Linked DNA regions of Homo sapiens: region 1 is linked to region 2. A link is a loop called in an ENCODE intact Hi-C map of the cell type or tissue named here. Cell type or tissue: Calu3. All regions are shown on one strand. Links, peaks and the distances in the headings refer to the core of each region. The heading gives the core; the rest is flanking DNA.

The links. Peaks named below come from ENCODE experiments on the same cell type or tissue, not always from the same donor. Only the 100,000 strongest peaks of a DNase experiment are listed, where the experiment ranks them.
Region 1: a loop joins it to region 2, with 4 times the contacts of the local background. A loop is called at or near these places in 1 of 110 quality-filtered maps.

What each region holds. Positions count from the first base shown.
Region 1 is chr3:110,175,300-110,179,709 of GRCh38, reverse strand. No RefSeq gene overlaps it. Among named protein-coding and RNA genes, the nearest start is that of MIR4445, 570 kb to the right of the region's middle. In Calu3, for the core only: no CTCF peak of the experiment used is centred there; no DNase peak of the experiment used is centred there.
Region 2 is chr3:109,925,069-109,929,478 of GRCh38, reverse strand. No RefSeq gene overlaps it. Among named protein-coding and RNA genes, the nearest start is that of MIR4445, 320 kb to the right of the region's middle. RefSeq lists an enhancer at 1,745-2,944. In Calu3, for the core only: no CTCF peak of the experiment used is centred there; a DNase peak (open chromatin) is centred at 2,128.

The DNA of each region.
Region 1 (4,410 bases), core at 88-4,087, 250 kb before region 2:
GTTTCATTTAATCCCACAAAAAGCCTTTGTTATTTGCAGTTAAGTCCTGCGTAAAAACAAAACAAACAAGAACCAAAAGACAACAACAAATAAAGACATGGCTAGTCTTGCTACAGCTAAGAACCTAGAAAGGGCGCCTCATCTCTGTCCTTACATTACAATTTTAGTAGTCAGGCTAGAAAAAGTAAATCTGGAAGTAGATCCAGTCCATAAAAGTGCTTGATTTTGTCTGAGATCTTCACTTGACCTACAAATTATCTATCTATCTATCCATCATCTATCTATCTATCTATCTATCTATCTATCTATGTATTTTGCCCAAGCCACATAAAAGACAAGAAGCAAATTATGCTCAGAAAGAGACCAATCTGGTGATAATTTCTAACCCCATGGATATATCAAGGCAATCTAATAGTCAAAATTGTGGAAATACATGAGCACTAATTTTTTATTTCTGAAAGATCCCTAAATGGAATTAATTTGACTGCTGCAAATGGAACGCTCTAAGAATCCATGGAGTGACTATTGTGCAAGAGCCCCTGAGGACTGGCTGCTGTGAACTTTGACACAGTTCTAATTTGGTTTCCTTTCAAAGGAGGTATTCCAATCTTTTCTTTGAATAATTGAGCAAAGCAATTATGCCGTCTCTAGGAAAGCATTAATGTGCCCATGGAGGACACTACAACATATTTCCTCATCATTTCATAATTTATTGATTTTAGAAAACAGTTAATTTCTCTTTAATTGACCCATATTCTGCAGTACATGAAAACAGCCCAGTTAACCACTTCTTAAGTACACATTTAAAGAAGCAGTTTGCCATACCTAGTTGTACATCAGTGATTTTACCATTTTTCTTACTTATTCTGATGCATTATTGTAAACATTGCCAGTTTATAGTTTAAATATTGGTTTAAACTCTACTATTTATTTCCACTAGTTCATAGTTCATAATGTATTTGGGATTATTTATAACAAGATTGCCCAATTGCTAATTGAGAGTGTGAAAGCTTCATCCTTATCTCAGAAGGTTGTAAAATGTCAGTGATAAATAAATTGGAAAAGGGGAATATCCATCAAATGAGCAGAGTTTGAGAGCTTGATATTCTAAACAGTGAATGCAAATAATAAAGGTAAATCTTAGGAAAAACAACACCAATATTCAAAGCCAAAATAAAATAAGGCATTAACACTTGAAATCATGAGTAAAAACCCAGGGTAGACGAAATTTTAAAATTTTTGGAGTAGAAAGGCTGCTGGTTAGTGTCAAGAGTCAAGTGGGACATTTTTCTTTGCCCATCCACCATAACAACTTTATTCCATTCATTCCATCTTGATAGCTTTCTTACAGCTCTTTTTTTTTTAATGTACTTTTTTCTTACTTTACTATTTTTAGACGTACTAAAAATATTGACAAAGGAGAGAAAAAAATCATCAATAATTCAATTTTTTTCAGATAAAATTTCTGGAAACATTTTAGCAGATACACTTCTAGTAGTATTTTGTTCATTTTATATCTCTTCTTACTGTTGTGATACACAAGTAATATACAATAATCACAAAAAATAGAAGATAGAAATAATAAAAATCAAAGCTAATGAAACAGTCTCTAAGCCCCAAATCAGTGTTAGCATACTAGTGCATATTTTTCCATAACAAAATGATCGGTGAATGAGAATGAACACTCAAGTTATTTGAACCTCAGTGAGCAGTGTGAGAAAGATAGACTGATCTTTATGTTGACCAATTTAGGTTGCACCATTGTTGTCCCATATAAGGAATATATGACTGCAGCAATCTCGTGGGATTTTGATCAAGTCTAAAATATTAGGCTGCAGCTCTGCAGAAGAATAGCCTTTACCTTTCAATGGAACGGATGGTTTTATTGTCAACTATCCTGAGATAATTTTGGCACTACCCATACTTCCCCAAAGTGAGTGAGGGAGAGGACTCAGGAGAGAGAAGTTAGATTTTAAATAGATAAATTTTTCTTCTCGCTGAAGGAATTTATGAATATCAGATATGTATTGCTTTAGAAGTCTCTAATATAAGGATTATAAAAAGCATTAACAATTTTAATTTATATCTTTAAACTACTCAAAATATTTTATGCAAAATCTAGACCTAAGAAAGAATTGTTAAAAATAGCTTATTTGACACTCTCTTTCTTTCTCTCCCTGCACTGCCCAAGGTGTCAGTCATATTATGATCATTACATTGTAAGATCCATAATACTCATACTATGTTTTGTAGCCATAATTCTTGGAGATAAAGATGAAAATACAAAGAAATAACTACTAAGAAAAGGGATATCTAAATCTATATATAGAAATATATATATATATACACATACACACATATGTAGTTATTAATAAGAAAATAGTATGCAAATACACACTAAAAACTGTTTTTAATTTACTAAAATATCTTATGTTTTATAAAATACATGTTTATTTGGATTGAAATATGATAGCAAATGATATGATTAAAATGTAATTACGTTAAAGATGTATTTACCAAATAAAAAATACAAAGAAGATTCAGTTTCATTGATTTTTTCAAAATTTCAGAATATTGATAATTTCCAAATCATACTAATATTTCAGAGCATTTAAAGCATGGTACACTTCACAATTGATTTTGTGAATCTAGTAAAATGACTCTAATACAGTTTTTCTGATAAAGAATTCTGTTAAGATGCTATAGACTGAATGTTTGTGTCATCCCAAAATTCATATGGTGAAATCCTAATCCCCAATGTAATGATATTAAGAAGTAGAGGCCTTTGAAGGCAATTAGGTCATAAGGGTGGAGCCCTGATGACGAGATTAATGCCCTTATAAAAGAGAAAGGGACATGAGTCTTTCTATCTCTGCCTCATGAGAATGCAATGAGAAAAGATAGTTGTCTGTAAACAGGAAGAGTGCTCACACCTGCCGCAGAATCTACCAGTGCCGTAATCTTGGACTTCCCAGCGTCCAGAAAAGTGAAGAATAAATGATTGCTGCTTAAGCCACCCTGTATATGGTAATTTGTTACAGCAGCCCAAATTGACTAATATATAGATTTTTTAAAAGTTTACCAGCAGATGCATGAATGCAAGCACATAAAATATAAAACATGCAAATTAAATAACATAACAAAATATTAATCTGCAAAATGAAGTAAAGTATATTCCTATGCTTTGTTGTTTTAATAATAGGGACTATTTTCATGTACTTTATATCACATTAGTAGTAGAAAACCAACAACTCAATAGATGTAGAAAAATTTTAGTGAATGCAATTTGACATTATTCTTAATCAAAACCAACTAATAATCTAAAAGTATTTTTTAATTGTAATAATGAAATATTTTCAAAATGCATCAAAGAAGTACTCACAATTTGTAAAATGCTCCTGGCATACAACAGGGCCCTAAAAAAGACCAAGTGCTATAAAACACATTTTATATATTTAGCATCATAGAATTTAGGAGATTATTTTATTTAGGAGCTTGCAATAGGAAAACATTCATTAAGAAGGAATGCCTCAAATAAAGGAAAGAGACCTGAGATTAAATAGACACAGGTAGACCAATGAGTCATGTGTAAGACTTATGGGATTTGCAACAAAGGTTAGAGATGGTTCTTTTATCTGAGACATTCTGGAAAGGTGGAGGCAGATCTTATCTTAGAATACATAAGAACAGCGTGGTCCTTGTGATGACAGTTTCCTAGAACACAAAAGAGTGGAGAAATTTCTTAATCATTGATATTTTCTGGAAGCACAGGGCTCAGATGAAGTTCAACATTGTCAATGTCTTACCTGGAACATTACATGACTATGCGACTAAAGTTATCTACCATGAGCTTGGCATTATAAGATCCATCAGATCGTGTAACCAGATAGCCACAGTGACCACTGAAAATGCAAATGGTATATTTTGAATTGGGTCTAATAAGCTCCAAACTTACAAGTAAGTTGTATATATGGGTGGCTCAAATTCTCATGTTACCTAGTTCTATTGTATCTATGCTTCTTCCTCAAGTCAAATTGTGATCTTATGAAGACATTCATATGATCAACTTGCAAAGAAGGAAAAAAAATCAGGACTGGTTAAAATATAAGTGTACTATATTGTTCTAATTATTGACTAATACATATAATTTTTTAAAAATTTATTGGCAGATGCATGAATGCAAGCACATAGATACATTTATCTGTCTAAATAATACACTTTAATATATTAAATTATGTTATTTATATATTATATAATACTATATATTCTATATTCTATTATATATTATTTCTGTCATTACAGATCTCCTCAGTGCTTGTCTTAATGACAATTGTAAGGGAAGAGCCTTCCAGTAGCAAGACTTGATTATCACATGGAGAAAAGTGGCTTGAAGTATGAGTATATACAGGC
Region 2 (4,410 bases), core at 204-4,203:
AATATAACAAAAAATAGGATACAGTCCAAAATGTGAATAGGATTTGTCTTTGAAAGAAGAGCTTTTGAATGTTTTTAATCCTAATATTTATGGTTCCCCAAATATTTGTAACAGTTAAGTTTGATATGAAAAATAACATCTTTGAAAGTTGCACACTTCCCAAACCTAATAAGGAGATTATATGGGATATCTTTAAACTTTCTCTTGGTGTCTAGGAGCCATCCTTGTGAATTTCAGTCCACCTTCTCTGGAAGAGTGGCCCTTCTGTTAGGATAACTGAAATGTGTAAGACACCATTTATACGTTTACAGACATCCCCTAGGATGCTGTGAGTTTTCTATCTTCTTCCTCAGTTATAGCTGAGACGACCCATGTGGCAACTTCTGGTGTTATCTTCTAATTTGGTATTTGGTATATGAGGTACCATCAATTGAAAGTCAATTGACAATGAGTACTAGAGCTAGTCAATCTTCTTAAAGCACCTTATTTTTCACATAACTCTAATTCATTAATATTTTCACTGAGGTATGTGAATATATACATATGTATTCCCAGAAAACTATTTTTCCAGAGCTAAGGTCTCTCTCTCCCTCTCTCTATCTCTCTCTTCCCCTCCCTCCTTCTCTCTCTCTTCCTCTTGCCCTCTCTCCCTCCTTTCTCCTTTTTTTTTTTTTTTTTTTTTTTGAGACAGAGTTTTGCTCTGTCGCCCAGGCTGGAGTGCAGTGGTGTGATCTCGGCTCACTGCAGCCTCTGCCTCCCGGTTTCCAGCAATTCTCCTGCCTCAGTCTCCTGGGTAGCTTGGATTACAGGCATACACCACCATGCCCGGCTAATTTTTGTATTTTTAGTAGAGACGGAGTTTCACCATGTTGGCCAGGCTGGTCTCAAACTCCTGACCTCAGGTGATCCACCTGCCTCTGCCTCTCAAAAGTTCTGGGATCACAGGCATGAGCCACTGCGCCCGGCCTTCTCTCTCTTTTCTACCTCCTTCCTTACTCTACCTCTCTTCATATTTTCTTTCCTTCTTATTTGAGAGGACAGTTCTGACTACAGAAAGAAAAAGCTTATGTTTGTCCGAAACAAAAGAGAAACGTTATTCTAATTACCTTAAAGTATCAATATTCCTTTACCCTAATCCTGACTGATGAACCGTTAACTATGGGACACAGCATTTCAGACACTCACATCCAAGAGCCTATCTATGAATTTGGGGTAGCGAACAATACAAGGTTTGTAGCATTTTTTTCCTAAATGTATTGGCCAGTTGTTCTCACTGTGCTGGGAATCCTGAGAAGCAGTATTTTGTTTGTTTTGTTGTTGTTGTTGTTGTTTTGTTGTTTTGTTTTTTATTTTTTCTCTGCCAGTGTGCTGACCTGCTGGTAGGTACTGAAGACCAACATTAATTCATAGGAACTGACATTTAGTTCAAGGGCCTTTCAGAGTTCAGAAGCATTTAGAAAAGCATCAGTGAAAGCAACTTACATACCTACCCTTACTGGAGATACAGTCCCCACTAGCTCAGAGGTGCTGAATACCTCCTAGTGAATTGTCTTCCCATGTCATTGATGACTGGTTAACTCAGATTCTCCCTTTGCTTTCCATCTTCCATTCATTTAATCATTAAGGCAGAGTACTGGGCTTTGGGGGTATTTTCTTTTTAATTATAAAACTACTGTCTCCAAAAAAATGATCAAAATACTGAAAATTGAAAATCAATATGATAAACACTCACTAAGCACATACAAAAAAATTATTGTTAATTGCATTTTAGTGCATTTTTCTGGCATTGTTTTGTCTCTTATTTTTCCTTCTTTTAACTTTAATGTTCTCAGAATTTGTAAGCATACATGATTGCATTTTCTCATAGCACTTCTTTTACATAGAATAACATGTGATTAAGAGAAAGAATGGTAGTATTGTGTTTTAGTTCTCAACAGGAGGTATATCAGAATGACTAGGAAGATTTTTCAAAAACATTATTTCTCACACAAAGATATGCTTTGATGGAAAGGGAACAGGGGAAGGGGAGGGCATGATTGGTGCCTGTGCCTTCTAACTGAAATTCCCAAGTGACTCATACCCTGTCTCATAACTCAGGAGTGTGACTAAAAGAAACTCAACCTCTGAATGAGGAAACCTAGGTTTTAGTCAGAGCCCCAGCATTCTTTATGTATTTATTCATTCAACTAATACCAAGTGAGTGTTTTCTCGGGCTGCACTGGGCTAGGCTCTACGCTTCAAGTGTTAAAGAAGACAGACAAGTTCTCTGACCTCCTGGAGCTTAAAGTTTAGTTGATGTGACAAGCATTAAACAGATAACCATCTTAACATTAATTTAATTTCTGAATAACATTTTTTTTACCCAGTGTGCTGTGAAAACCTTAGCTATGTGATCCTAGGGAGTTAACCTAACCTCTATGCCTCAGTTTCAGCATCTGCAAGATGGCATAATTCAGACTTGACAAATGACCTTACTAGACTGATGGTAGAAAGATTTAGAAATAATAGTTGTAAATGTGGTGTGAAAAAATATAATGTGTTAAATAAATATTATGATTGCCATCAGTTAGAAAGATTAAAAAATATATGCACACACAAATAATCCATATCTTCCCTTCTAGTTAACATATATATTCTGGTGACACCATCATCAAAATGAAGGAAGATATGATATATCCAACTAGCTTCAGTGATTTCCTCAGTAGATGTGGAATAAGTTAAAGTAATTGTTAATTGATGACTAGGTACAAACATTTCTGCTTATCTATCACTGTTAACAAACTGCACCAAACTTCAGTGGCTTAATAGAGGTTAAGAATTCAGAAAAGACTCATCTGAGAGATTCTTATCTTCGCAAAAGACTGTAACATCAATTGCAGTCACTCAATGGTATTCAGGTGGCGGCTGGGCTAGTGCGGGTTGCGGGGTGAGCAGAGGAAGGGAATGCGTAAGCCGGGCAGCTTGCAAGGAGAGCTGGACGACCAGACTCAGTGGGCCCTTTTCCCCTCCACATAGCCACAGGCGCTCTTTATGTGGTCACCATGTTTTGCTTCTCACATGGAAGATCAGGGCTCCTAGAGTGAGAGTCCCAAGAAACTGAAAGTAGCAATTGCCGATATATTAAAGCCTGGGCCTGGAAATAAGCATGTTTCCCTTCCACTGTATTATACCAAAGCAAATACAAAGTCCACCCAAATTCAAGGGAAGGAAAAATCAATCTCATTTCTCTATGGGAGGAAGGTCAAATAATTTTCAGGCATCTTTAATCTGCTATGCAAATACTGGTAAACATCAACTCTTGCTTAATTCTTTTCTCCACTGGCCTCAGCCCCCATTCATCCATCTTTGTTTCCACAACATGTACAGTGTCAAGTAAACTCCTCATTTTATATAAGATTTATAACAAAGAGAGGAAACGGGGGAAAAATTATTCCCTGCAGGCCCCTTAAAGACGTGACTGAAGAGAGAAACTTGCAACAACTCCCTAAACCAACCAGCGTAAGTACATTCAACCCACAAGCTTGGGGAAGGAGTAAGAGCGTCACTTGCATTGAACTTCTCTTTCCTCTATTGGGAACAAAATATTATTTTGTTTTTCATCTGATAATTTATTAACAAAGAGAAAAACAAAAAATAAAGCCCTAAGTGCCTCCTCTCTGATGTTCAGATCCTGACAGTTAAATAGATTTCTAACAGTGTGCTTGTAATGATCAAATGGCAAGTGAACTTAGAGGTCTTAAGGAGTTAATTATGATAGAATTTAAACTGTAGTATATTTTTACTTTCTATATAAGATGTACCTAAAATTATACTTTACCCTAAAGGAAAAAAACGTGGCATAAAAAAAAGAGCATTTGGAGTCAGATACGCCTTAGTTTGAGAAGCATTCCTGGCACATAGGAAGGGTAAGACTAGCAACATCACAGCTGAGTTTCCATTTCTTCAACACCATTGTTGCTGAAGAAATCAGGTGTGAAATATGTCTATATAAGGACTAACACAGTAGATTTCCAAGAAATATTTGCCAAAGAAATGAATAAAATCCACATCATCAAAGTAACCATCCGAAAAGTAAGATTTGATTCAGAAAGGGATGACCTCTAAGAAAACCGAAGAGGCGAAGTAACATTTATTAAACACCAACTATGAGCTAGGCATTGTGCAAGTTACTGAGGATAAAGACGAAAACACAGACTTTCCTCTCAGAGAAAAGCATGTAACTTAGAAGCTAAATGCAAGGAAGAAAACAATGTTTTTTGGAAATGCAGAGTGTGTGCATACAGCCTGTGGGTCCCAGAGGGGAACAGGCGAGCTGGGCCTTGGGTGAATTTTTAATAATGAGTAGGGATAAATCAAGTAAAAAACAGAGGGCAATGGGGAGAGGCAGGCATAAAAATTATTATGGAAAAA